3 separate regions of the Homo sapiens genome follow, and regions 1 and 2 are each linked to region 3. The links are chromatin loops, found by intact Hi-C in ENCODE. Cell type or tissue: endothelial cell of umbilical vein. All regions are shown on one strand. Each heading gives the region's core, and the rest is flanking DNA. Links, peaks and the distances in the headings are about the cores only. Region 1 holds the start of LOC124901100 (a long non-coding RNA gene). Region 2 holds the start of LOC124901099 (a long non-coding RNA gene). Region 3 overlaps NR3C1 (nuclear receptor subfamily 3 group C member 1).

The links. A loop is a pair of places that touch in the nucleus more often than their neighbours do. Peaks named below come from ENCODE experiments on the same cell type or tissue, not always from the same donor. Only the 100,000 strongest peaks of a DNase experiment are listed, where the experiment ranks them.
Region 1: a loop joins it to region 3, with 4 times the contacts of the local background. A loop is called at or near these places in 7 of 110 quality-filtered maps.
Region 2: a loop joins it to region 3, with 1.9 times the contacts of the local background. A loop is called at or near these places in 2 of 110 quality-filtered maps.

What each region holds. Positions count from the first base shown.
Region 1 is chr5:143,238,303-143,249,273 of GRCh38, reverse strand. LOC124901100 (a long non-coding RNA gene) reads left to right here and starts at 4,192. Exons shown (of 2, transcript XR_007058982.1): 1 at 4,192-6,277; 2 at 7,262-7,392. In endothelial cell of umbilical vein, for the core only: no CTCF peak of the experiment used is centred there; DNase peaks (open chromatin) are centred at 5,133 and 7,193; H3K27ac peaks cover 898 bases.
Region 2 is chr5:143,215,869-143,226,839 of GRCh38, reverse strand. It overlaps ARHGAP26 (Rho GTPase activating protein 26), which reads right to left. Exons shown (of 23, transcript NM_001135608.3): 23 at 1-4,482. The coding sequence ends at 4,394. It overlaps LOC124901099 (a long non-coding RNA gene), which reads left to right and starts at 5,417. Exons shown (of 2, transcript XR_007058981.1): 1 at 5,417-9,076. RefSeq lists an enhancer at 9,014-9,113 and a silencer at 9,654-9,753. In endothelial cell of umbilical vein, for the core only: no CTCF peak of the experiment used is centred there; a DNase peak (open chromatin) is centred at 5,689; H3K27ac peaks cover 1,083 bases.
Region 3 is chr5:143,308,621-143,316,620 of GRCh38, reverse strand. NR3C1 (nuclear receptor subfamily 3 group C member 1) reads left to right here. Exons shown (of 9, transcript NM_000176.3): 3 at 2,453-2,619; 4 at 6,408-6,524. Among named protein-coding and RNA genes, the nearest start is that of NR3C1, 91 kb to the left of the region's middle. In endothelial cell of umbilical vein, for the core only: no CTCF peak of the experiment used is centred there; DNase peaks (open chromatin) are centred at 1,800, 3,000, 4,950 and 6,830; H3K27ac peaks cover 4,534 bases.

The sequences.
Region 1 (10,971 bases), core at 1,499-9,498, 69 kb after region 3:
AGTGTCATGTTGCAATCTGATTGATTGACTTCAGATATCTTCATATCCTCAGCAAGTTCACAGCCCTCCACCAGGAATCCCCAGTGGGGATTCCTGGCCAAAATCAACCTGGAGGTTTGGTTCAACAGAAGCTGAACAGACATTCTCCTAGAAAGGGAACCAGAGAGAACAAGAAGGGAAATGACATGCACAGTAGGCCTCGCATTAGTCGGAACATCTCTTCTTTTGTGTTTGGGGCACCACCCTCTACCCTCCAAGTCCCTCACTCCTCTCTCTCCTCTCCACCTACCAGTGCTGCTCCAAACACTGTGCTCAAGCCTCAGGAAGGTTCTAGAATCTCTGGACACAGTTTCAGTCCATGGGCTCTGTAGTGAAGATGTGGTCTTGCAGCAGACACAGAGAAATACTTTTTGGTGGCACAACTCAAGGGCGTCATTTCAAACTGGGGGGCTCATGAGTGTCAATTTAAAAAGATCCCCCTCCTTCCTTCTATGAACCATTCCTAGTCCTGAATTTTAACCTGAAATAGACCCATGGTGGCTGTTAGCTAATCTGATAAACTCATCTCTGTCCTCTCTCTGAGTAAGAACAGTTTATGTAGATATTGAAATCAAAATACACTTACCGTATAAACAAACAATTCCATTTTTAATATGTTACAGCTGTGCTTCACGTAAAGTATGAACTGATATGTTCAAGGGCATTCATTGAAACTTTATTGTAATAACAAAAGTTAGAACGGAGCTTAAGTATCCCTCACCATGAAAGTAAATAATTTTACTCCCATGTGATTCACTGCAGTTTTACACAGCCATTAAAAAGTATGAGGCAGGCAGGTCTCTATGTATTGATGTAGAAAAATCTTCAAGAATATTAAAATGAAAAAAAGCAAGACACAGAATAGTGTTGAGAATGGGTTAGCGTTTGTGTAAAAATTAGCATATACTTAGATGCCTGTGGTATATGGGTTGAATTGTGCCCTTCCCAAAATTCAAATGTTGAGATCTTAACCCCTAGTACCTCCAACTGTGATTTTCTTTGGAGATAGGGTGTTTAAAGAGATAATCAAGTTAAAATAGGGTCATTAGGTTGAACCCTAATCCAATAAGACTGGTGTGCTGAATAAAAAGGGAAAATTTGGACAGACAGGTACACAGGGAGAACGCCTTATGAATATGAAGACAGAGATCAAGGTGATGCTTCTACAAGCCAAGGAACTGGCAAAGATTGATAGAAAACCACCAGGAGCTAGGAGAAAGGCATGGAATAAATTCTCCCTCACAATCTTCAGAAGAAACCTACTCAGCCCACACCTGGATCTCAGACTTCCAGCTTTCAGAGCTGTGAGATAATAAATTTCCAGTTTGTGGCACACTGTTACAGCAACCCTAGAAACTAATATAGCATATCTATCTATCTATCTATGTGTCCACCCAACCAACCATCTAACCATCCATTCATCCATCCACCCACCTACCTGCTACCTATCTATCCATCTATCCAACCATCTAACCATCCATCCATCTGCCCACCCGACCACCTACTGTCTATCCATCCATCCATCCATCCATCCATCCATCCAACCATCTAACCATCCATCCATCCATCCACCCATCCACCTACTATCTAGCTATCCATCTACCTACCCACCTACTATCCATCCATCCATCCATCCACCCACCTACTGTCTATCTAGCCAACCATCTAACCATCCATCCATCTAGCCACCACCCACCTACTATCAATCTGTCCATCCATCCATCCATCCAACCATCCATCCATGCAACCATCTAACCATCCATCCATCCACCCACCTACTATCTATCCATCCATCCATCCAGCCATCTAACCATCCATCCATCCAGCCATCTAACCATCCATCCATCCACCCACCCACCTACTATCTATATATCCATCCATCCAACCATCTAACCATCCATCCATCCATCCACCTACCCACCTACTATCTATCTATCAATCAGTCATCATCTATCTATCTATCTATCTATCTATCTATCTATCTATCTATAGATACATCCATACACTTATGTATACACACACACAAAATATTTTTGTGTATATTTGTGTGTATCTGTCAATATAAGATATGGAAAAAAATACACATTTTAAAAAGCCTGGTCAGGCATGGTGGCTCATGTCTGTAATCCCAGCACTTTGGGAGGCTGAGGCAGGCAGATCACTTGAGGCCAGGAGTTCGAGACCAGCAAGGCGAACATGGTGAAACCCTGTCTCTACTAAAAATACAAAAATTAGCCAGGTATGGTGGCATGCGCCTGTAGTCCCAGCTACTCGAGAGGCTGAGGCAGAAGAATCACTTGAATCCAGGAGGCAGAGGTTGCAGTGAGCCAAGATGGCACCACTGCACTCCAGCCTCAGCAACAGAGTGAGACTCTGTCTCAATTAAAAAAAATAAAAATAAAAAAAATTTTAAAAAGCCTGATGATATTGGTTACTTTTAGGAGGAGAACTGAGGAACTGAGATGGGAAAGAGAATTTTCACTACATACTCTTGCATACCTTTTGAGTTTCGTACCCTGTGTGTATGTTACCTCCCTCTGTATTCCTGATTCAAATAATTAACTATATAAGAAAAGAAGGGTAGCCTTCTGGAGACCACAGTGCCCACCCTGAAAACAGTCCTGTCTTCCCAATCTAACCTTAGCATATCAATATGGTTTAACCTCTGGAACCAAGTCTGACCAATTGTGAAGGGCTGCCGCTGGGAGTGTTGTCTTAACTCTGATGCTGAGGCCTCTGCTGGCCTCAGCACAGGAAAGCTCATCCATCAATTAGCATGTCTTCAAGGTGCAGGGAGGGGACTCAAGAACAGGAGGACAAAAATCTGCCAACCCTGACCTATCCCATTATTGGCTCAGGGTGGGAATATCAAGTTGGTTTGGGGGTGTAAAGGGTCATATGCAAGTAATATTCATCTTCATGCAATAGGGAGCCCCGTTATTACAGAGCTCTGCTATAGTCTATGAGTCAGGCAGGTGGCTCTGAAATGTGATACGATGACTCACTGTGTGCAAAGAAGTCCTTTTCTCTTTCTGGAGTAAATGGGCAGATGGATAGCCACTGTGTGAGTCATGAGGCCCGAGGCCCAAATGGCGGTGCAGATGGAGAAAAAATGAGATTCTGTGCAGGAGGCTCTTATCTCATCAAACCATAGGGGTCTGACCCCTGCATGCACCGCACCTGCCAGAATGCACGCATTCCAAGTGGCGGTCTAAGCCCCTGAAGCGGAGGGGGCACTGAGACTTGGCATGACCGTGGCCACCCCAGGACCCTGGCCACCTTCCAGAGTAGAAACGGTCAGAAACTTGGAACAAAACTCAACGTGGAAGAAATTAGAACGAAGGTTGTTGAGTGCCAGGGTCAGTTGAATCCTGGTTCTAAATATCATACGTAAACATGGCTGGGTGTGGAAATAGACACCTAAAGTGTCAGCGTTTTATACTGTTGACAGTTTTCTACTCAGTGGATCCTCTCTCTAAGGGATTATAGCTAGAGCCTTTTAACAAGATCAGTTCTCTCTCTGATTCCACAGGAAAGTAAATTTCTGTAGCCAGCAAATACACAATACAATGTTTTTTTTTATGGCTGAGAGACATCCTTTCAGAGATTTGCTGAGAAAGGGGATAAGAAGGCAGGTAAAGAAAGGAGACAAGTTCTATTGAAAGAAGTTTGAGATAAAGGTGAATTTGGAGCCTTGAATGCCACCTTTCATAGCATCAACCTTCTAGTACTTAGGCAGAATTATGAAGCTACAGCAAAGGGCAGTGCTTCTAGTGTACAGGGCTTGTATTAGTCCGTTCTCACACTGCTAATACAGACATACCAGAGACTGGGTAATTTATAAGGAAAAAGAGGTTTAATGCACTTATAGTTTCACATGGCTGGGGAGGCCTCACAATGATGGCAGAAGGTGAAGAAGGAGCAAAGGCACATCTTACATGGCTTCAGGCAAGAGAGCATGTGTGGGGGAACTCCCATTTATAAAACCATCAGATCTTGTGAAATGTATTCACGATCACAAGAACAACATGGGAAAAACCTGCCGCCATGATTCACTTACTTCCCACCAGGTCCTTCCCACAACATGTGGGGATGGATTATGGGAGCTACAATTCAAGATGAGATTTGGGTTGGGACATGGCCAAACCATATCAGGGCTGCTCTGTGGCATTGTTGGTGCATTATATACACACCCACCCAAGCACTCTTTCCTGAAGAAACACCATGTCCACCTGGGAGTACAGAAGTGAACAGGGCAGAATCCCTGATCTTGAAAAGCATTTAGTGTAAATATATAAACCAACAACCACAAGATGAACTAATAGATTATGATGCAAAAGGCACTGAAAACTTGCTCTGGGAGGAAAGAAGAGGGCATAGGGAGACTTCCTTTCCTGAGAAGGTGACTTTTCAGCTGAATTTGAAGGGTAAGTAGGAATCTTCCAGGTTAAAAAAGGGGGAGAAGAGAAGGTCCAGACCGAGGGAAGATTTTGTTCAAAGGCTCACCAGCAAATGCCTAAGGAGGAGTTAGGGAACCCGTGAGCAGCTTGGGATTCTGGAGGGAGGGGTGTTCATGGCGAGATGAAGCTGGGGAAATGGGCTGGGCCCTTACATGGCAACTCAAGAGTCCACACTCCATCCCTGAGTCACTGGGAGAGGCAACACAGGCTTCATCACGATAGGAGAGTAATCCCATTTCCTGCTTTGGGGCGACTTTGCTCTTAACATGCAGAGGAGCCAGAGGCGGGAGCTGGGAGAAGAGAGACTGTTAGGAGGCTGCTGAAATAGTCCAGGCGAGAGATCTTGAAGCCCTGAACGTCAATATGTGCGGCACGAAGAGGAAGAATCGAATCTGAGCCATTTGGTATTTGCAATGGAAAGGACCTCCTAACAGGAGGGGTGAGATGTGGGAGGAGGATTTCCAGGCTTTTCAGTTGGCTTGTGACACTACCCAAGACAGGAAGAGAGAGTGAAGTGTCGTTTTGGGCATGTTGTTTTGGTAAGGACGTGCCTGTGGGTCATCTAACTGGAGATGTCCAACAGGCAGGCAGAAATGTGGGCGTGGAATCTGGGAGAGAAAACTCTAATGGAATATTTTTCTTATGACACATTCCCGTTAAGCCTTCATTCCTCGGGTTTGGCTAAGGCCACCGTGGACAGATTGGTGGGGGAAGTGCTGTTCTGAGATCCTGGGTGTAGTCTTACAGTCCTAACAGCAAGGCAGCTTTCTTTCCCTGTCTCTGCGTGGGGAACAGAATTTGTGCAGGCTCAAGTGTGCCTGGCAAGAAGGCCAAACTGAAAACACCTTCCACAGCTCTGGGGCCTAACGTTGAATTTCCATCTTCAGCCGCACGTTTTCCAGGTGAGCTTCTCAAGCAGGATAAATTCCTGCAGAAGCACAGAAATCTCAGGAGTCCCAAGGTTCCTAGCAAATTAGAATCTTGAGGTAGGAGAGGAGCCAGGCCCCACCCCAGAAGCCCAGTAGGAACTGGCACCAAGAGAAAATCGACAATAAAAGCAATTGGTGATTTGTGCCATCAGAAGATAGGCTGGCCAGGACAGGTCAAGGAGAATGAGACAAGTTACAGCAAATTTTAATACAATTGCTCTGATTCTAGGTAATTTCAGGATAGCATAATAGAATTATTTTACACTTGAAGATACTTTGGGATGCATGAACATAAAGCCTCTGCCATTTGCACTGTTTCATTTACTGAACACCAATCCTATTAGTTTGCTCTATATTACAGTTATTATCCCCATTTTATGGATGCAGAAAGTGGAGGGCAGACAGGTTAAATGATCTCCCTCAAATCGCCTACCGGGTAAGTGGCATATCTGGGATTTGGAAGCAGCCTGTCTGACTCCAGAGGCTGCCCTCTTAGCCACAGGCTCCACCAGCACGTGTATGTGACTGACACATGTGGATGGCACTTTGTACCGCCAAAAGTACTCTCTTATATTTATGTCCTCCAAATAGACAGAAACAGGGCCAAGATGAAACCTTTAGCCCGAGATGGCTTTTTACAGTGTCCTCTGGGGCTGGAAGGTAGACCCAGTATCCGGTATCCTGCAGTACCTTCCAGGCATGAGCCTAAGAAACAACATCAGAGTGAAGCACACTGGCTTCTGCTTCACACAGGACATGCTTCATAAAGCCTGCGCTTCCTATAAGATCACACCTTCCACCTCAGCCCCTAGTCCTGGGACCAGAGCCACCAAGAGGACCTAAATCAAGGTGAATGAGGGAAGGTTGGTGGCCAGTTACATTTTGCACTATAAAACCCCAAACTTCCCTCTAGCAAATCCCTGTGTTGGTTTTGTATTTGCTTTCTTTTTGGCTTCTAAACTCCTTACAATAGACTCAATGTTCTATTATCATCATTAAGATAAAACAGCAGGTCTCAGTATGTACTGAATACTTTTTTAAAACATAACATCGGACCTACAAAAAAGTTGCTAAAACAGTGAAGAATTCCTGGACAATCTTTACCCAGATACCCCAAAAGTTAGCATTTTACTACATTTGCCTTATCTATCATCTATCTCCCTTTAAATTTTTTCTTTTACCATTTAAGAGTGAATTGGAGACCTGATGCCCTATTCCCTTAAATAGTTATGTACATTTCCTAAAAGCCTGCCTAAAAATTCTGCCTCTCAAAACCACAGTACAATTATCTAAATCACAATGTTAACATTGATGGAACACAATTATCTAGTCTATAATCCTTCCTCAGATTTTGCCAATTGTTCCTATAATGTCCTTTCTAGCCAAAGAAAACCCAGTTACGTGTTGCATTTGCTTGTCATGTCCACGGACATCTAGAATAGTTCCTGAATCTTTTTATTTCATGGCGTTGACATATTTGAAGTGAACAGCCCAGTTATCTTGTAGAATGCCCCTCAATTGGGTCTATCTTTCTTATGGTGAGATTCAGGTTATATGGGGTTTTTTTTTTTCCAGGATTTTTTCAGTTCTTCTCAATGCCTCATAGGAGGGACATGCTGTCAGTTAGACCCATTTAAAGTTGGTGTCTGTTAGGTTTCTCTACCGTACAGCTACTGTTTTATCCCTTGTGATTAATAAGTCTCTTGTGAGGAGATACTTTGAAACTGTGTAAATATCCTATGTGAATCATTCATTGATAATTCTTGATGACTCATATACTTATTATTATGGTTGCCAAATGGTGATATTCTAATTCTGTCATTCCTTCTACAGTTATTAATTGGCTTTCAACCATAAGGAAGAACTTTCTTGTATGCCTTACTTATTTATATCAGCATGGACTCATGAATTCTTATTCAGAAAACCTCAATACTTAATAAAAAAAGATATGTGTCATTAAAGCATCACTCATGTCTGTTGGAATTCTTTAATGTATGTATTTTGATACTCAATTGTCCCAAATGTTTGCCAGACACAATTATTTCATTTAATTCATTAGCGATCAAATTTAAATCATTCAATTCTCAAAACAACTCTATGAGGTGGGGATCCCTCTTGATGTTTCTGCCACACAGGAATTATCTCCTCTCCCCTGCCACACACCTTTTTTTTTTTTTTTTTTTTTTTTTTTGAGACTGAGTCTCCCTCTGTTGCCCAGACTGGAGTGCAGTGGTGCGATCTGGGCTCACTGCAACTTCCGCCTCCCAGGTTCAAGTGGTTCTCCTGCCTCAGCCACATGAGTAGCTGGGATTACGGATGTGCGCCACTACAGCTGGCTAATTTTTTCATATTTTTTACTAGAGATGGGGTTTCACCATGTTGGTTAGGCTGGCCTCAAACTCCTGACCTCAAGTGATCCACCTGCCTTGGCTTCCCAAAGTGTTGGGATTACAGGTGTGAGCTACCGCGCCCGGCACCTCCCTGCGCCATTTTAAAATGAGAAAGACTCAGACAGGATAAATAACCTGTCAGAAAAGCTATGATGAGAATTCAAAGGCCCACTCGAAATCCCATGATTTTTTCCAGAACACATTGCCCCTTTAAGATATTTTTCTTTTGCAGATGGGATACTTAAGCCTATATTCTTTTTTGCCACTTACTCAAATCTATTCAGGACAGAGGAGGTGAAGGAGAAACCGTGGCTTTGTCACTGACAGCCTGTATTTGTAGTGATTTCTGCTTTGGCCAAAAGCCTCCCTGACTCTAATCAGCACTAAAGTTAGGAAGGTGTGTCGATTTAGATCCTGTCAGAATCCCTGCGTGCTTGAAATAGTTTCTGGCAATTGGGTTACTGAAAATCTAATCTTTTAAAGTAAGTGAGTTCATTCCAGTATTTAAAGGAAAAGTTTGGTGAGGTCTTTCATCATATAGCTACCAATTTATGATCTACCTAAATATGGATTTTTCCATATTATGCTTATGTTAATCAAGACACAGTGAAGAAGCTTCTTATTCATACATCTGTGGCACAAGGAAAGTTGCTAACAACAGCATACACAGAACCCAGAAAAGCTTAATATTTAATAAAAAAAGAAATGTGTCTATTAAAGCATCAGTCATGTCTGGATTTGACCCTAAAATGAGTTTTGAGGGTCACCAGCCTCATAATCATCCCAAGTGTCATCAAAAACACAGAATATGGTCAAGGCCAGCACAGACAACATAGTGAGATCTCATCACACACACACACACACACACTGCAGAATTTGGGGCCTCATCCCATGTACACCAAGTCAGGATCTTTGGTTTCAGTAAGCTTCCCAGAGGACGCTAAAAGTCAGTCACTAAGTGAGCTCGGAGGTGGTGGGGCCTCTGACCAAGCCTGGTTCCTGGGGTCTCACAGCTGGCTGTATACTGGCAATGCCAACCTCTGGGCCTCTTGCCCTCAGCAGTTACCAATGGAAAGAGTAATTCTGTGGTTCCCCAAGTGAGGCAACCAGACCTGGAATGGTTAGTGACAGTTCCACTGACCTTGGAGAATGAACTTGTGGTGGCTTCCGTCTCACGGAGCTCCCACCTCCCTCCTGCAGCAAATGGAGCAGCAGAGGGAAGGCATCACTGCCTAAGTACTCTGATGCACAGGACTTGTACAGAGGTCTTGGCAGCTCTAAGCAAGTTTTAAGAAGCTTGTTTGAGGGAGGTGGGGAACAAACTCCTTTTTCTAGATCTGGTGAAAACCAGTGCAAATAAACAAAACCCAGCTGTTGATTCACAGGGCAGAGTACTGCCTGCTCTTGGGAAAGGTGACTCTGCACCTCTCTAGTTCTACACCCACCCCACCCCCGTTCCCACATGCCCACCCTCACTTAGGTGGAAACCAGTCTAGGCTGTATGGAGCCAAGTTCAGGTGTCATCTATCATATTAACACCCAAGTAGACTAAGCAGTGGTGTGCTAGGAGGTGTTTAAAAACGGGCTGGGGCGGGGGCGGGGGTGGGGGTGGGGGTGGTGGTGGAGGGCTGATTTGTAGCACTTGCTGATTTTGGTGGTATAAATAACTCCCACCATAGCCAGTTTCAAGCTGGCTCTGGTGACCTGAGATGAGCCAGTTCCAGCACACCAGGGACTCTAAGTATAAGATTCATCAGCTTCAGCTGGGGCTACCACAGGGATGGGGCAGAGAAGCAGAACTTACTCTGCCGCACAGCGGATGAATGGGGCCAGTGCCACATGGTCAGCTTAGGCCTCCAAGGAAAGAAAATCACCGTCCCTGCCTCTCAAGATTTTCAACCTTTTTCCCCTGGCATTTGAGAGGAGCAATGTGGCAGAGGGCTTGAGATTGTTCACAGTCCTCAGGGCCCTCAGGTTTGCCCTTAATTGAAAACCATTCCAGGTATTACCAAAGGAAAGAGCTTAAAGTAGGCTGAGGGAGTAAGAAGTTGTCATTTCTATTTGGCTCTCCCTGCAACATCCTTGCTGTGTGTGTGTGTTTTAAGAGCAATGGCTAATGTTAATAACAATAAGACATTAAGGTAGTTTGTGGAAATTAGTGGCCAGCCCAACTCCTGCAAGTTTCTAAACCTGTTTTTCCCAACCCTAGCAGGAAAGGGAGGGGGCACAATATCCACACTCCTTCTCTCTCCTGGTGTGAAACCTCAGGGTGGGCACCCCAGTTCTGGAGCTCCAGACTGAGGGTAAAAAGCCCAGAAGCTGAAAACTGTTTCTCTACCTGACCTTGGGCTGCCAGAACCTCTGGCTTTCCCCATTGCCATTTGGGACCTATTATGGCTCTAGAGAGGGCTTGATATGGTTTGGCTGTGTCCCCACCCAAACTTCATCTTGAATTGTGGCTCCCGCAATTCCCACATGTCATGGGAGGGTCCCAGTGGGAGGTAATTGGATCATGGGATTGGGTCTTTCCCATACTATTCTCATGATAGGGAATAAGTCTCATGGGATCTGATGATTTTATAAAGAGGAGTTCCCCACACAAATTCTCTTTTTGCCTGCCACTGTCCATGTAAGACATGACTTGCTCCTTGTTGCCTTCTGCCATGATTGTGAGGCCTCCCCAGCCATGTGGAACTGTGAGTTAAACCATGAAACCTCTTTCTTTTGTAAAACCATTAAACCTCTTTCCTTTGTAAATTACCCAGTCTTGGGTAAGTCTTTATTAGCAACGTGAGAACAGACTACTACAGGGCTTTCTGGTTGTAAGGAAGAGAAGTCACTCAAATTCACCCAAATACTATGAGGTGTTAATTGTAAGGATACAGGGATCATCTGGGATCCTAAAACAGAGCACAGAACACAGTCCTTCTAGGAAAATAGAAAGCTGTTCAGGACTGAGGCAGCTTTTTGCTTTCTCTGGTTCTGGTCTTTTCTTTGTGCACCAATCTCTTGCCTCTGCAGATAGGCCTCTTTGTGTCTTAAACTTGTACCCAGTGCAACATGACCACCAGTCCTAGCTGGATATCAGGAGCTCTCATCTCATGCACCCATCTCTAAGGACAGCTTCCCTCAAAGGTCAAACTCACAGGAGCA
Region 2 (10,971 bases), core at 1,136-9,135, 91 kb after region 3:
TGCTAATGCCAGTCTGTCAATACTTGATTGTTCATTCTTTCTCTTTGCCTCTCACCGAAAAGCACTCGGTGAGAGGAAATGAACTGATATTCAAAAAGACAGTGTGGTCTGACATAAGAAAACACATATTGGCCGTATAAATACTTCAGACATTAAGCTAAAGACTGGCTCCAATTCTAGGACACCAAGGCAGGCCACAATGCACAGGGTCCATCCCTATATATGTTTATTTTGAAAAACAGGAGAAAAGATCTTCTGTCTTGAGCAAGTCAGGGTTTTACTTGCCTGGGGGCAGGGATTTGAAACCAGCTGTCTTCTCCTGGCATGGCATTCTTTTTTTTTTTTTTTTTTTTTCCTTTGAGACGGAGTCTGGCTCTGTCACCCAGGCTGGAGTGCAGGGGCGTGATCTTGGCTCACTGCAATCTCTGCCTCCTGGGTTCATGCCATTCTCCTGCCTCAGCCTCCAGAGTAGCTGGGACTACAGGCGCCCGCCACCACACCCGGCTAATTTTTTGTATTTTTAGTAGAGACGGGGTTTCACCGTCGTAGCCAGGATGGTCTCAATCTCCTGACCTCGTGATCCGCCCGCCTCGGCCTCCCAAAGTGCTGGGATTATAGGCGTGAGCCACTGCACCCGGCCATGGCATTCTTTAGCTACGAAATTTTGTTAGTAACCTGAAGGAAGAGTGAGAGGCTGACCTTAATACCCCTAAAAGATTCAGGCTATGGCTAAGTGATCCCTGGGTCTTACAAAGGAAACTGGAGGCTACTGGGAAAGCTCAGGGATCCTGGGCCATGGTCTTCCACTCTGATAACCAATTCATTCTCCTCATCTGCCCTAAAGTTTCCTGTTCACACAGAGAGAGTCAGAGGTAGGGGGCATGGATAGGGGAGAGAGTAAAATCTTTAGTCTTCAAGTTCCTTCCTACTCATTGGCTCATATTCTGAAGTTTATCCAGTTTTGTAGCTAATAGGAAGGAGGGGAGCCTGGCTGGGCAAAGGGAAACAGAGAAGCCATCTGTCAAGGGCACCGCACAGCCACAGGGAAGCTGGGGAGGGGGTACCTGAAAGATCCCATTGGCAGCAGCTCATGGGCACTGCACAGACACACGGAAGCTAGGGAGGGAGTTACCTAAAAGATCCCATTGGCAGCAGCTCTGTTTCTCCCGATTTCAAATCAGAGCCAACTCAAGAGGGAGGGACATGCTTCCAAGCAGTGAAGCTGGGGCCAAATGTCTACAGGGATGCTTCGTGAGGCACCCCCAAAGCAAGGATCTTGGCCTTCTGTTCCTCCACATGAGCTCCAGGTAAGTTTATGATGGGACAGATTACAACTTCAAACATCAAATGTGGTCGGCCGCAGCGGCTCACACCTGGAATCCCAGCACTTTGGGGGTCTGAAGTGGGCAGATCACTTGAGGTCAGGAGTTCGAGATCAGCCTGGCAAACATGGCAAAACCCCATCTTTACTAAAAATACAAAAAACTAGCTGGGTGTGATGGCTCATGCCTGTAGTCCCAGCTACTTGGGAGGCTGAGACAGGAGAATCACTTGAACCTGGGAGGTGGAGGTTGCAGTGAGCCAAGATTGCGCCACTGCACTCCAGCCTGGGCCACAGAGTGAGACTCCATCTCAAAAAACAAACAAAAACACAAATAAAAAACCTCATCAAATGTGTTAAAAGCATGATGTTGGTCTCTCTTTGAGAAGCGTAATAGTATGTGAATGCACATCCCCTGAGGCCTCCATTTCCCAAGGTCTTCTTGTCCTCAGGTTCACAGATCTAACCTACTAGTATACTCCCTTTCTTCTCGAGTTTTCCCCAGTGGCTTTCTTGAGTTCTGTCTTGGTCCTGTCCATTCTTAATTCTCATTCCCTGATTCAATGGTAGTGTCTCGCTTGCTCCTGGGTGAGTTCCCGGAAAAGAGCTGTATAATCCTTGAGCTGATAAACTGAGTAGTGAATCACCATGACAAACCCCTGTTAACTTTAAAACCACCTGTAAAGCTATGACGGCACAATCTATACCCCTCCTGGAGTCTTCCTCTTCTTTTGGGATCACGGGAATTGGAGGTGAAAGGGAAGAGTTTTAAAATGTTTAGGAGAAGGGAAAGCAGCAGCACATTGAGAACTGAACATTCTAAGAAGCTGGTTCTTTAAGAACTTACAGACGCACACAAAATTTGAAAACTAGCTTGTCCACATTTCTAAAGCCTCAGAAGATGTGGAGAAAAAGAAGTAAAGAGCACAGCAACTGACTCATCTCTTTCTGGCCTGATATCTTGGGGGTACCAAGAAATACACCTGAGAAGAAAGACAAAAACTCGAATGCCTGACCCCACTTATTTAAATCCTGAGCTTCATCTTACTACTAAGTAGGCATTCTTTGAAAAACTCATTGCCTGGAGATGCTCTTCCCATCTCCAAATCCAAAGCCCAAGGGATGCTTAAAAACACATAAAGACTGAACACCACTGATGTGTCGTGCCCACCAACAGGACAGCAGAGAGCAAGGCCATAGAAATGTCTTCTCTTTCCTTCAGGCCGAAGCGGGGACAGTGACCTTGACTCTCTTCAGCTTTGCCTCCCCTCTCTCCCTCTTAAACATACTTCTTCAGCAATCAAAGCCTAAGTGTGTGAGCAACTAACTTAAAGAATATCAAATATAAAACTTTGCCATATAGTATTTCAAATCACTCTATTTACAAGTTTATCTTTTCAAAAAAAAAAAAGTAAAAGATACAGTAATTCAACACAATTCAAGTTTTTCTTTTCTTCTTTAAAGTTCCCTAACAAGGAATTCCAGAAACAGGAAACACTCTGAAGCAACGCTGCCATCCAAGGGGCTCCTGGGGAGCTTGACGGTCCATCGGTTTGTAGTTTGTCTAGAGTCACCCTTGCAATGACATTCACATGTGGAAGATACGGATAACTCTGTTGTTTGCAGGCCAAGTGAATTTGAAATCTCCAGGTAGTACTTCCCCATCCAAGACAGTCTTCCACAAGATCCAGCCTCTTTTCACCAGCAAATTCCCTTTTTCAGAGGGTACTCATCCCACCCTCCAACCTTGGGTTTCTTCCTGAATCACAATGGCCTATATTAGTCTCAAGCCTTGAAAGACTGAGAAATAATTCCCTTTTTCAGAGTGGCAGTGAACATAGATGTGCTTTTAAACTATAGGCCATACGGTTAGCCTAGGAATTAACCTTGAAAACCACCACAGCACCAGTGTTCAGCAGCCCAGAGTAGGGCAAGGGGGCTGGCCAGTGGTGGGTTAGAGGCAGGCAAGGGTGGGAGCAGAGATGGGTGAATGGGAGGACATGGGGAAACCAGTCAGATGGCATCACCCATTGGGAGGCAGCATCTTACCCTTTAAAAAACAAACATCAGTTGCATGGAGGAACAGAAATATTAAGACTATGTAATTTAATCTCAAGAGGTTACTAGGGTGTGCTCCAAATATATTCCGATGCTGCTGAAATTAATCAGAAAGGGAACAGTTCCCAGCTACTATCCCATCTGCCTCAAGTAGACCACCCTAATTCCTTGATCCTGTGCTTCAAGTTGTTAGAAAACCATTCAAAAAAAGTGTACCAAAAAGGGGAGAAAAAAAATGTGTCATGCAAAGAGGATGTGTTATTTTATTTTTTTGGTTTGGTTTTAGAGTAGGTTGGGTTGCCGTGGTTACTAGGCGATGGATGGCAGCCCTTGGTGGCAGAGAGGTTCCTAGCCTGGGAGGGAGAAACGCAGGGTGTGTGTGTTCCCGTGCATGAGAAGACTGGATTGTATCTCACTGATGACAGGCCAACGGCTGCTTTAGAGATGGTGAGAGATTGGATCTTATATAAACAGTGTTTTAACCCTCTTCATCCTGCATGCAAACAGATCCAGCTGCCTGTAGCACTTTAAGTCTCAAGTACTGAGAGGTGGGGTAGAGAGAGTGCCTATTGTAAACAAAAGCAATGGATCCAGCCTGGATCTCAGCGCCAATTTCTTCACCCAGCCCCAGCAGGCTTAGCTACACAGTGTGCTCTCAGGGACTATTTCTATCTGACTTCCTCTTTCTGAAGGTTGGGCGTTTGGACCGTTGAAACAAAATGAGTGCCCCCTATTCAGGGTACTCATGAGAAAACGGCTTTGCAAGTCTTCCTCTTAGTTATCAAATGCTCTCCTCTGCTGATTGACTTCTTTTCTTGCAGTACTGATGCATGTTGGCTGAGATGATCATGGAGATGAGTGACACCAGAGCTCACAGAAACATTCATGTTGACAGGTAGCAACAGAGTCAGTCACGCTGCATTTCTCAGTGGCAAAGAGAAATGGCCTCGACACTGGAATCAGCAGTTGTCATGGATACCATGTAAAGCTCAGCAGTTCTGCTGGGGCCCACGGTTAGAGGAACTCCACGTAATTCTCAGGGATGAGGCCAGTCTTTCCGTTCAGAGTCCCCTCCAACCAGCCAGGCTCCTGAGATGGGTGAACTGTACAGGAAGGGGAGAGAAAGCGAGAAGAGATGGCATTACAGATAGAGCAGGCGGCAGATGTGTGTGTGGGGTGTGTGTGTGTGTGTGTGTGTGTGTGTGTGTGTGTGTATGAAGGAAGCTTGGACAATGAGTACAATCACTTATTAAGTTACATCATTCTAGAAGTTTAAACCAAAGGTTCTGAACCTTTTGTGGAATATAAGCCTTCTGATGAAAGCTGTCCTGAACTTTCTTTACAATGAAAAAGGAAACAGACACAGACATACAAAATTTTGTGTACAATTTTAGGGGTTTCACGGATTTTCTGAAGCTCCTGGTTTAAACTACAAAGAAGTGACAGATTCCTACTCTTGTTAGAGGGCAACAGTTGTCCTGGTCCATCCATACATGTATCCATCCTTCCATCCTTCCTTCCTTCCTTCCTTCCTTCCATCCATCCACCCACCCACCTGCCCAGTATCAACTATGTACTCAGTGCAGTGCCCATGGAAGACTGCTAAGAACTACTCTTTAAAGATATCCAGCTTCTAGAGGCTGGGCCTGGTGGTTCACGCCTGTAATGCCAGTACCTTGGGAGGCTGAGGCAGGTGAATTGCTTTAGCCCAGGAGTTTAAGAACAGCCTGGGCAACATGGCAAAACCTTGTCTCTACAAAATATACAAAAACTACCTAGGTTTGATGGAGCGTGTCTGTAGTCCCAGCTACTTGGAGGAGGGGGAGTGCCGAAGCGGGAGGATCGCTTGGGCTCAGCAGGTCGAGGCTGCAGTGAGCCGTGATTGCACCACTGCACTCCAGCCTGGGCGACAGAGCAAGACCCTGTCTCAATCAATCAATCCAGCTTCTTGTCATCATCTTACTTTCCTTCAAATCCTTACCCCCTGCTTCTAATTTCCTTGCAAATTTTCTGGGGTTTTTTTTTTTTTTTTTTTTGGTTGCTGTCATTTTGAATAGCCTTTGAATAGCCATTTCTCTGTTTCACTCACACCCTTTCTTAGTTTTCTTTCCTGTTCTCTAGATTTCCCCCTCCTCTATATACCAGTTTGAAAATTCTTCTCTTCCTCCCTCTATTGCCCTTTGATTTTTCAGTATCCAAAGAATATATATCTACTTTTGTGACATCATGATCCATCTCCATGGAAACCATTGTGATATTATAAAGATTATCTAAAATCCAGCTGAGTCTGCACAGTAGTCAATAGCAGGAAGGAAGAGAGAAGGAATCATGGGACTAAGAGGTGGGGGATGTTCATGCTTGTCAACTGAAGATGTACAGATCACTCTGCAGTGAGGCAGGACATTTACTCTTAATGTGTTAGGAAAACTCCAATTTTCCAAGATTATTTGGAGAGAATAGATTTTCCCCTATTCCCTTCCTGGGCTAATTAAATGACTTCCTGAGCTTGTTTTAGAAAAGCATTTCCGCTCCGACACTGCTACAGAATTCTAGTTTCAGTTTGTAGGGAAAGACGCAAGAACAGAAACCAAAGGAGACAAATGGGAGGCAGCAAAAGAATCAGCCTTGAGGCTTCCAGAAGATCAGTGTCAGTCAACTTTGGGTACACCTTGAGTGCCTCCTTAGGAAAAGACAAGGTTAAACATCTATTAGTTGGCCTCCAAAGTTGGCCAATTTCAGATCACTAAGCTTCAGGAATAAACAGCAAGGATACTTTGGGTTCATGACAACCCACACAAGAGACAGTCTGGGAGAGAAGTGCCTTGGAAGAAGACACAACTTAAAAGCAACCTGGCCTCTCCAATGACCAAAGCTCTCCCATGCCACTCTTAAAGAACACCCATATACCCCTGCCCTCTGCCCATCCATCCAACCAAAGCTTCCAAGATCACTTCAGTTTCTGCACTTCATACTGGTGACAACAAGACCCTCTTCCCTTTACTGGGTTCTTGCAAATATGAAAGGAGCTGGTGTGGATAAAGCACTCGGCACAGAGCCAGGCACAGAGCAAATGCTCAGTACAGGCTAGTCAGTAGGAGACCCTGGATCGGGACTGCTCAGCAAGACCCCCTCCTAGTAGCGACCTAGTAAAACCAGATGGCCCTTACCACCCACCTAAGCTTCAGGAAAAATCAAATGTTTAGAATAAAATTAACAAATCAAACCCATTCTCCAAAATAAAAACGTAGAAAGAATAAAGCAGCCAGACTGACAAAACAAAAAAACAAAAACCAGGCCCTCCCGCTTTATAGCCAAGCTCCAAGTTGAGTTATTACTCTACTGGATGCACTGAGTCCATCTCCTTCAGACCTTTCTCCTTTTCCTGGCTAGCTGTTCACCCACAGCACAGGTACTGGGGTGAAAACATTTACAATGCAATTTGAGGGCTAAGGGAAGAATTAGAGGGGACAAGAGAGGCCCTCCAAACTGGAGGCCAAAAGGTAGGTCACAGGAGATGGCAGGAGATAACACAGCCTTTGGGTTGGACTGCTGACTCACTGAGGCTTCAAGCCAGGATTTATACGAAAGCATGTGCCAGACCATGTGCTTCGGAACCCTCAGGATGCTTATTCAAACTGCACATTCCTGGGCCCCATGGCAAATCAATTAAAGCAGAATCTCTGGGAATGGGACACAGGAACCTGTATTTTCACTAGCTCACAGGAAGTTAGGAGCTATAACTTTTCTGTGCCCAAATGCCTCTGAGATAAAATGCAAATTGTCATTTACTAATAGAGGAGGGAGGCAGCACCAGTGCCCCCTTTCTTTCTGCTGTCTTCTGTTTCCATGTAAAGGCTTAGCTGAAGCCCCACTTCCTTTGTAAATACTACCATGGAATCCCTTCTACCTGCTCCCTCCTCCTCCAGACACCTAAAATGCTCATAGTACATTCCACATAGTATTCATGGGTCCTATTTATATGCTGTTCAAACGTGCTAAGCTTTGCTTCTCTATCTAGTTTTTCAGTGCGTTTTGGTTTGGATTATAGCACTTCCTGGCTCCACAACCTTCAGTAACTCCCTTCTGCCTCGTGAATTATAATGATACAAGCTAACACTTAGATATGTTATGAAGCTGCTGTGTGCTTGGAGTTTTAGACATGTTGATTCATTTGATCCTCAGGATCCCAGCTTGTATTATTATTATCTGTATTTTGCAGATGAGAAAATTAAGGCTCAGAGAGGTAAAATAATTTGTGCATGGTCATAATACTGGAACCAAAATTTGAACCCAGCTTGTTTGACTCCAGAGACCAACTCCCTTCCCACTGTATCAGGCCTCTATTTAACCAGAGGGTGTGACCCATGCTGATAAGGATGATAACATGTTGAGCACATGCCAGGTGGCAGACCCTTTGCGAATACGCACTTCACACCTGAGTTTCCTCCTTTCATCTTCAGAATGACTATGGAGTTGGTTCTGCTATTATCCTCACTTTACTGATGAAAAACTGTGGCTGTGAAAAGTTAAGCATCTTGGCCAAAATTAAATATTAATAGCTGGTAGACAATGAAAATGAATCAGAGACCAAGACATCTGATCCCAGAGTCTGTCACCTTAACTACTACTGCTGTTGCCTAGCCCAATGCTCTGAACATCAAAGATGCTAAGTGCTTGTTGGGCTGAATGGCGCCAATGTGCAACACTGAACTGCACCAGTGTCCAACATGCTATACAAACACAAAAGGTGTTGCCACAAGCTGCCTGAGTGGCTCTTCAGCTCAACAGCATATACTAAATATAAGCTGCTGGGGACATGGGTGAGCTTCCTGCCAACCACTTTCTCTCGGCTCTACCCATGTACACCATACATCCCTGTGTACACAACTCATGTCTTCTGCCCTCCTTCACTCACCATGGACAGGGAGCAAGTGTGTGACTAAGGTCTCTAATGGCTGACTGTCCCCAAAAGAAGTCTTAACTAAAAGAGGTGCAGACCCCTGGGTAATTAAAGTACATTCACTCATTTAACAAATGTTTACTGAGCACCTACCACGTGCTAGACACCATGCTAGGTCCTTGCACATAGCACAGAACAAGCAGACCAGATTTTGCTCGGCAGGACAATCAAGCAATAAGCAAGCATATAATTTTAGGTAGTGGTAAAAGGAGAGAGAAAGACTAGAGCAGTGGGTAGTGCAAGTACAACGGCCCTGTGACGGGAAAAAGCTGGGCATGATTTTAGAACAGTGGTGTGCATCTATTTCTTAAAGGGCCTCATAGTGAGAGTGTCTCTCTCCTTAACTCTGCCACTGTAGTGCCACAGATAACACGCAGACACAAAGGCATGAGTGTCTGTGTTCCAGTAAAGCTTTATTTACAAAAACAGGTGGCGGGTTGGATTTGACTGGCAGGTCATAGTTTGCTGACCTTACTTGAGAACATAAAGAAGGCCTGCAAAGCTGCAGTATGTCAAGTGAGGGTGAGAGGAGGTCAGAGGGGTAGGAACTAGGCCCTAGGGGCCTTGTAAGTCATTCTCAGAGCAGTGGGAGGCCACTGATAGATTTTAAGCAGGAAATAACATGATGTGATTTTCATTTTCAAAGATGACTCTTGCTGCTATGTGAAGAAGGGGTTCTGGGAGCAAGAGTGGAAGCCAGTGACAAGATGTGTCAGGCGGCCAGTGGAAGCGCCCAGGTGAGAGGTGAAGGTGGCCTGGGCTTGGGCGTGGCAGCGAAGATGGCTGGAGAAACTGAAGGAGATCCCTGAGTGCCCTCCTGTTAACCCATTTCCTAGGCAGCTTGGGGGCTCCCCCATGAGGATGTTCTCCAGCAGCAAAGGAAATTTGGGACAGGCCTGCTGTGTAGTGGTGCTGTGTTAGGTACCATGGGAATGAATGGATCCAGCTCCTCTCAAATCTTATTAAAAGTATCCCTAGAACCCAATTTTAGTGACTGCCATGTGCATTTTCCAGGTATCACGAATCATGCTGCTTCAAGATGACTAACGTTCCTGAGAATATGAGCTATTTCTCTTTCCAGTTACTGTCTGAGGTGCTCTTGTTGAAATGGACAGTTTCCCAGTAGATTGGCCAGGGATGACACTGGAATTATTTCTAGGTATTGCACGTATTGCACATCCATTTCCCACTGCACAAAGCCCATGAGCTGACAGCAGCAGCCACTCCAGAGTCACAGTAGGGGCCCCTGGAATCCAAAGGCTTCAAGATTAATCATTACGAAACAACAGACTTTCCCCTCCACGGGCCCCTCCCTTTTCCTCTTCCTTATTCATTCTTCTTAATCCTGAAACACACAAAAAGACACACATACACACACACACGTGCACTTTCTGATTGGTTTGATCATTTAATCTGACAACTACACAGCATACAAATTAAACAGCCTTTACCTCATATCCCCAGCAGTAAACTAACAAGAAATGGAACAAGGAAAAAGACCCCCCACCCCACCCACCGCCTGACAGAATAATAGTGTTCTGTAATGCCTCATTTTCTCCTGTAGAGGTGAAGGAGTGGGGAGGAAGAGGGTCTGTGTAAGCATTTTCCTCTGGAAAAAAGACCTAATAACATATTTTGAGCTAACCCAATTGAGAAAGTGTACTAACGTTTTGTCAGGTCCATTTTCTACTGCAACTCAGTCAACACTGAGAGGTGTTTTCTTTCAGGTTCAATTTGGCCTTTTGCTCCTCAGGGAATTTGAAAGGTCACTGGCAAGGCTGGTTAAAAGCAGACCAGTGTCAGCGAACTCTGCCATGACTCCTAGAGACCACAGGAAGGCTTGGGTAAGGTCTCTCACTCACTCAACCAAACTTTCCTCCTGCTCTCAACAATACCTATAGGATTTATGATGACGACCATGTTGTATGTGGGAGCAGTTACAGAATTGTTAGGTGACAGGTGGCAGGTTGGATTTGACGGGCAGGTCATAGTTTGCCGACCTTGCTTGAGAACATGAAGAAGGCATGAGGCTGTAGTATGTCAAGTGAGGGCGTGAGGTCAGAGGGGCAGGAACTGGGCCCTGGAGGGCCTTGTAAGTAATTCTCAGAGCAATGGGAGGCCACTGAAGGGCTTTAATGCCATTTCCGTTTTTCAAAGATCACTCTCGCTGCTCTGTAAAGAGGGGGTTATGGCAGCAAGAGCAGATGTGAGAAGATGTGTCAGGCGGCCAGTGGAAGTGCCCAGGTGAGAGGTGGAGGTGCCCGGAGCTTCGGTGTGGCAGTGAAGATGGCTGTGGAAGCTGAAGGACACTCTGCTGGGGAAAAAAAGGACTTGGCAGTTAACAATCATCCAGGCTTCTCTTCCTTTTTCCCCCTTTATGCTTAACTATTTAAGCTACTGCAGAAAGACTTAAAAATGAAAGAAGGTAGGAACATAAAATGGTAAAATGGTGCAACTTCTTTGTGAAACAGTTCGGCATTTCCTCAAACACTTAAACACGGAATTAATATGACCCTGCAATCCCACTCCTAGGTATATCCCCAAGAGAACTGGAAACCTACGCCCTCACAAAAACCTACACACATGTTCACAGCAGCATTATTCAAGCAGCCAAAAAGAGGAAACAACGTGC
Region 3 (8,000 bases), core at 1-8,000:
GTGAAGTGGTACAGCTGGGATCTAAAATATGTCAGCTTCACCGTAGATAGGCTCCCTGATGAACCACCTGCCACGGCCCGTATGACCGCATCCAGGGGTGATGATGTCATTTTCACAGGGTTATTGAGAGCTAAAACTACGAAGTACTACAAACTATTATTTAAAATATAAATACATACTATATATGCATATGTGTGTATATATAATTAATGGGGTAAACATTACAGAATACTGTCCTAACCTTTAAACAATGCACTCGTTTTCTGTAAACTAATATACAAACAACTGTTTGGTCCCTAAAAATAGATGTCAGGTGACAGAGACTGGCTGAGCAAGAATAGGAGTATCTTCAGAATAGAAGCCAGAGGAGTTTTTGCTTCCCCAACACATTGTCGCACCATTCACTGTTCCAGGACCTTCCTACTTCTCTGGAAAACTCTGGCCCAAAGCAGCTCCTCTACATTAGTCACAAGTTTCCATTAATCAGGGGTGGCCTGTGCCGGACCTACAGCAGAGTCATTTCAGGTTATTCTGTTACAGGCTTTCGACGTGTAGTCAGTCCACTCGCCCAAATCTAGCAGGGAATGAATGCCTTGTAATACGGAAGCATCTACAAATTCTTCTTAACAGTGTTCAGAGAACAATGTGAAACCCTGGGGCCTTTTCCCAGAATTAGGGTGGTGGGAATGCTGTCCTATTGACTAAGCCTGTTAGGTAAGCAGGCAGTTGGCAAGATTCAGGAAGCTTCATTTGAAGATAGAATTTAGGGCGATCGTTTGGATTTACTGGCTTAATTACTTAAGGTAACATTTATAAAAGAAATTGTCATTCCATTATTATTACCTTTTAACTTTTATTCCTAAACGGAACATTAGCAACAAACTACATTACTTGATAAATGTAATTTCTAACCAGATTGATAACTAGAAAAAAATTTTAAGTTACTTTGCTCTGTGAATTAGTTTAAACATATTTGTAATTGAGACTTACTACTGTTATTGGCTGAAATAAATAAAAGCAAGAGATAATAAAGAATAACAGAGACAACGAACACCCAATTTAAGTTTATTTCTAAGTTCCATCTTTTTTAGAGAAAAGGCAAATTAAGAAAAGTTTAGAGAGAGGTACTAGTATATTTATGAACTTGTATAGATGATAAGCAAAACGGACTTTAATATGTAGAATTCCAGAATCAACAGGTTGCCAGCATCCATGTTTTTGAAGATTTGCTTAAGAACACAACCAAAAATGGAATGGGCAGTCTCTAATTACAAGCAGAAGGCTACAAAATCATTTTAGCTGCATAATACAGTTTTGGTTCTAAAGTCAGCACGTAAGAGGAAAATTCCTTAGGAAAATACAACATTGAAAACCATTGTGTCATGTAATATGAAATGCAATAATTAATTTTTCCTCCAGTAATAGAAAGATCACTGTTTCATTGGTTTATAAAAATATATCTTTATCATTAAATGTGGCAAAATGTTAAGACTTGGTGAATATTGGTGAAAAGTATATATCCATTGTACAATTCTTTCCAATTTTTTTTGAGATTGAAAATTTTTAAAACAACAAATTATCTTTTAAACAGCTAATAATCACTAGACCTGCACTCTTTGTGGTGAGACTATGAAAAATGTTAGAGACCTAGTAAGAGAAGCAGATTCACATTTCTGTCTTCTTCTTCAAGCCAAACAGTCATAGAGTGGAGTGGGCAGAATGGAACTCACTTTTGAAAGCCTAGTGCTTTGTCCAATCTTACTGCAAGCCAGACAGGAAGGTTATAGAAAATGTTTCTGGATCAGTCTTCTCTGAGTCATATGAAATTGTGGTTTCAGCCAAGATGACATTAGGAATTAGAGACATGGGACAAAAACTTTAAGATTGTAAAAAAATTTTGACTCTAGTAGGAAACATGGGTAGAATTGTAATGACACTTGATTGAATTTTAAAAGATGCCTGTATAAGATCTTAAAATTAGGAAAAAAATTATGGCCTAAGCAATTAAAGGCATAGGAGGCATCTTTTTGGGATGATGGAAATATCCTCTCTCCTGATTGTGATAGTAGTTACATGAATATTCATTTAACAAAAACCATAAATTATAGACTTAGAAAACAGTAAATGTTACTGTATGTGACACCTTAATAAACGTGATTATAAAAATAAATCCTAAGCATCTAAAAAAAAAAAAAAAAAGAAGAAGAAGTGAACCAGAACCACACCATTCTATTTTGGAGACACTTCAAAAGAAATGACCTCATTCTTAATTTTGTTTAAAGAAGAATATAACATGATTTGAATATATTTAGCTAGGATATTTTAGTGCCTGCTAGCACTTGAAGCCAGAGTTCACTGTGAGCATTCTGACTATGAAGTGAGAAGCTAAGAGAACTGTATTTTGATATTCCTTTGACAGTTAAATCATAACACTGTTCTTCCCCTTCTTTAGCCCCAGCATGAGACCAGATGTAAGCTCTCCTCCATCCAGCTCCTCAACAGCAACAACAGGACCACCTCCCAAACTCTGCCTGGTGTGCTCTGATGAAGCTTCAGGATGTCATTATGGAGTCTTAACTTGTGGAAGCTGTAAAGTTTTCTTCAAAAGAGCAGTGGAAGGTAGTGTGTGTTTTGAAGAGTTTATTTTTCCTCTACTTGGTTTTCATTTCTCAGGGTGGATTTTGAAATTTCCATTATATGCAAAGCCCATGAAAGGCTAAATATCAGTTAAGAGGGGAGAGGAGGGTGGCTCCTAGGTCCTCTAATGGGCAGGAAAGTATTTAAAACAACAATACAAAAAGATCTAGAATAAAATAGAAAAGTACAAGTTGATGTCTGGGAGTTTGGTCAGGGAGCATAAGGTAACACTATAAGAAAGTGCTATCATATGAAATGATGGTGTTAAGTTTGGGCATAACATAATGTTCATTGTATTAGAAACATGGGCTTTAACTTCCATAAGCTAATAGGTTTCAAAGTCACCAACTTTACTGGCCTGGCAAAAATGAGTCACAGTGAGAACTGTGACAGGAAAAAAAAAAGATATTCATTTCATTTCTTATTCATTTTTTTTTTCTATTAAGCCAGGGCACTGTGCTAAGTGGTATAAATACCAATAAGACCTGATCCTTACCCTCTGGGAAGTCACACTCCACTGAAGTGAAAGATGAGTTAACAATGACAAGGTACAGAGATTATAATATAGATGAGGGAGAGAGAAACTCGGCCTGAGGAGGTCAGGAAAGGTATTTTAGAGAAACTGATTTCACTATATAAATGTTGTATTAACACAAATCTTACTTTGTTATGGATTCAGACTGCTGACAGGGCAACAGCATTATCTCCCTAAAGAATGAGAAATTCATTCCATAGCAAATTTATTAGAAGAGAGTCTAAAATGTCCTAATACTACCAGTGACTCCTCTAGGAAAAAAATTGTCATATAATTTAGTTATTTCTAAAGCAGTTTGAAAGTAGCTTGGCCTAAAGCTCTGATTATATTAATTTTTTAAAGAAACAATTATTCATTCACTGTATGAGGATTATTATTATTTGTCTCATGTTGTGTTTGCATATCCATGAGAGTTAGATGAGTCATTTTCTTTTGTTTTACTTTTTAATACATTAGCAAATTATAAAATTACTCATATTACACCACAAAGATTACAAGGATGGCAGCTTTGGCCAGTGTAGTAGTCCCACCTATTGATTAGAGTCAAAAGTAAAGCCCAGCCCTGCTTTGTGCATTGCTCCTAATAAAGTGGATGTTACTTAACACATACGCAGAAGACAGAAGCGTCTTCGTGTCCTCACTTTACTCCTCACTTTCTTAACTGCTTAAGTATTTCCACGATATAAATGCAGTGATAATAATAATACGGACAGTCCCTGACTTAACGATTTTTCAACTTTTATGATGGTGGGAAAGTGATACGCATTCAGTATGGCTCCTCGACTTACAATGGGGTTGCCTCCAGATAAACCCATTGTGAATTGAAAATATCTTACACTTAGCACTCCATTCTTAATACCTGCTAGAATTATAGATTATCCCTCAAAATTGGCATAGTATAATATGGGTATCAGCAAGTTGTTGCACTTTATTCAGAGCTTTACACTAGGCAGGGGTGGGCTTTACTTTTGACTCTAATCAATAGGTGGGACTACTACACTAGCCAAAGCTGGCATCCTTGTGGTCTCTGTGGAGTAACGTGAGTAGCATTATAATTTACATCCCCCATAACAAATGATCCAAGAGAGTATGTGATCAATGCAGCAGAACTATTGTCTTTTATTATCTGATTTCACATGTAACATGCCATCACTTCTGCCATATTTTATTGGCCACACAGACCAATCTTGGTAAAGGACGGAAAGGGACTGCACAAGACCATGCATTCAAGGAGGCAGAGATCACTGGGGGCCATCTTGGGAGGCTGGCTACCACACCCACCATAAATAGAAAACCAGAATTATTTGCCAAAAATAGACTTTAACCACAAAAATGAATACCATATAAACAAAACAAAGTCACAAAATTTCAGCTGACTTGAAGACTCATCTTTCTATTAGTTAGAAAGGGAATTTACCAAGTAGTAGAAGACACAGGAACTCCAAAATAAGATATCTCATTGTCTTATCAGAAGGGTTGACAGGAAAATGGGCTGGGCACTGTGGCTCAAGGAAAATGGGCTGTGCACTGTGGCTCACACCTATTATCCCAGCAATTTGGGAGGCCAAGATGGGAGGATTGCTTGAGGCCTGGAGTTTGAGACCAGCCTGAGCAACATAACGAGACCCCGTCTCTACAGGAAAAAAAAAAAAAAAAAAAACGTTATCCAGGCATCGCACCTGTAGTCTCAGCTACTCAGGAAGCTAAAGCAGGAGATTCAGGCTGCAAAGAGCTATGACACACCACTGTACTCCAGCCTAGGCAACGTAGCAAGAACTTGTCTAAAAATAAATAAATAAATGAGTCAAGGAATGAATGAATGGATTGACAGGAAATGACTATTAGTTGTACGTGGCCATGTGTTATGAAATAGTGAATACTAGTTAAAACTCCTCATTTTATAGATAAGGAACAGATAGATAGACTTGTCCAACTTCATGCTAATAACCACAAAGGGCTATTTTTAACTTATGAAGGTACATTGCCTCTGATCCTATAGCTCAGAGTCTTAGCTGTGCACAAGACATACCTGGGATAAAGAAATCAAGATTGGCGTAATGTGCACATCCTGACATTTCAGTTGGATATAAACAAAACTTTGGAATTTTTCATTTTTAGCAGTGGGTGATTTTTTTTCTTTTTTTCTTCCAGTAACTGTAGGACAGTGATTTAGAGATTCCTTATAGGGTATAACTTTTTTGTATTATAACCACTTCATCAATAGATGTATCTGTTGATCGTACTTTTGATTTATAGGGGATAGAATTGGGTTAGTGCTTCCATTTTCTGTCCAAGTAAAGAAGCTAGGATATTTATAGAGTACAAAAAGAAATTGAAACAGCTGGTACAGATATTTGGCATTGGAGAGCAGCTCTGAACAAAGGTGAATTATAGTCTAGTGGTCAATTTTGTGGCCTATTCTTTACAAAGAATTGAACCTGATACAGTTAACCATCTACCCCAAACTATTATTTGTTTAAAACACAATCTATTGGCTGGGCGTGGTGGCTCATGCCTGTAATCCCAGCACATCGGGAGGCCGAGGCGGGTGGATCACGAGGTCCTGAGATCGAGACAATCCTAGCCAACATGGTGAAACCCTGTCTCTACTAAAAATATAAAAATTAGCCAGGCGTGGTGGCGTGCACCTGTAATCCCAGCTACTCGGGAGTCTGAGCCAGGAGAATTGCTTGAACCTGGGAGGCAGAGGTTGCAGTGAGGTCATGCCACTACACTACTACACTCCCAGCCTGGGCGACAGAGCGAGACTCCATCTCAAAAAAATAAAAATAAAAAAACATAATCTATCAAACTGTGTAAAACACAGTTTATCAAAAAAGTAGTTACCCTTGGTGGGTACTGGCTGGAATTGGGCAGAAAGGGGGCCTGTTGGGGTACTGTTCTGTTTCTTGATCTGAGAGCTGATTACATAAAGGTTCTTGGTTTGTAAAAATTTATTAAATGGTTCACTGATTTGTGTACTTTTTTTATATGTGAATACTGCAATAAGGTTTTTTATTGCACTGTTTTCAGTTTGTTGAACAGAAAAAGGGAGACTCTTTTTGTTGTTTTTGACCTCTCGACCTCATAATGGCAATGTAGGCAAGAACATTCCCTCAAGGCAATACCTGTGGGTGTCTTGGTTATATTCCACCGGAAACAAAGACAGAGGCTGTCCTTATAAAATATGTTTGAAGACCTGTGAAACTTTAATAGTGCCTTTTATTCCATATAGGACAGCACAATTACCTATGTGCTGGAAGGAATGATTGCATCATCGATAAAATTCGAAGAAAAAACTGCCCAGCATGCCGCTATCGAAAATGTCTTCAGGCTGGAATGAACCTGGAAGGTAATATAAATATCTGAAAGCAATTGTTTGTCTCTGTAGCTTATAAAAATTTATCATTTTACTTTTGAAGATACACGTAAGCAGATGTAATTAATGTAGTCAGTTCAGTATATATATGCTTGACTAGCATAATGTTACTGCCCAATAAAAATGGGAAATTTTTTTCATGAATATGTCATATTGTTTGTTTATCCACCAGTTCTTCTTACACACACTGAATTCAGTACAGCCAGACTATATACAAAGAAAGGAAATTATGTAATAATGAAACTTACACAACATGCAGCAACTTTATTATTCTTACTCCTTTTTTCAGCCTCAAAACTATTCCCTAGGGTTGGAAATGTTTCTGTATCAGACATATTTACATGTCCATTTTTCTGTTTGCCTTTTAAAAGCATACCTTTTACTTGGAGATCTGTGTTTTATTACAGATCTTCAAGCGGGGGGTGGTGGGAAAAAAAAAACCTCAAGGAAGAACTGGATGGGTTTTGTTTTGGTTTTCAAGTAAAGAAGAAACCTGGGCCGGGTGCAGTGGCTCACGCCTGTAATCCCCGAAGTTTGTGAGAATCCTTCTGTCTAGTTTTTATGTGAAGATATTACCTTTTCCACCGTAGGCCTCAAAGCGCTCCAAATATCCACTTGCAGATTCTATAAAATGAGTGTTTGAAAAACTGCTCAATCAAAAGAAACGTTCAACTCCATGACCTGAATGCACACAACAGTGAGAAGTTTCTGAGAAAGTTTCTTGGTCTCCCCGCACTTTGGGAGACCAAGGCAGGCGGATCACGAGGTCAAGAGATCAAGATCATCCTGGCTAACATGGTGAAACCCTGTCTCTGCTAAAAACACAAAAATTAGCGGAGCGTGGTGGTGTCACCTGTAGTCCCAGCTACTCAGGAGGCTGAGGCAGGAGAATCACTTGAACCCGGGAGGCAGAGGTTGCAGTGAGCCGAGATCACACCACTGTACTCCAGCTTGGCGACAGAGCAAGACTCCGTCTTGGAAAAAAAAAAAAAAAAAGAAACCTGAAACTAGTTATAAGTTAGAGTTTCATATCCCTGTTTATATAACAAGTTGTATAATTAACACTGATCTCAGCATTAAAAAATTTTCCTCTGAAAAAAGTTTGGAATTCTGCTGTGGTTGAAATTGCAAGTTCTGTGAAGGTAGTGGTGATCTCATAACACATATGCTTAGTATTTATTGTGAAATTAGCACTTTTATTCAACAAATATGCACCAACAAGGCAGTCACTAGGTATAAAATGAATAAAATAGTGCCTGTATTCAAGTAGTTTATCTGCTAGTTAGGTTGCAGAGTCAGTCACAAAATAGCATGGCACACCATAGAGGGCATAGGGCCACAGGAACAAGAGGAAGGTCACCTAATTCTGTCTTGGAAGTCAAGGAAGAAGTAACATTGAATTTTAAATCTATAAGCTGAGTAGGAATTAGATAGATGAAAAATAAGGGC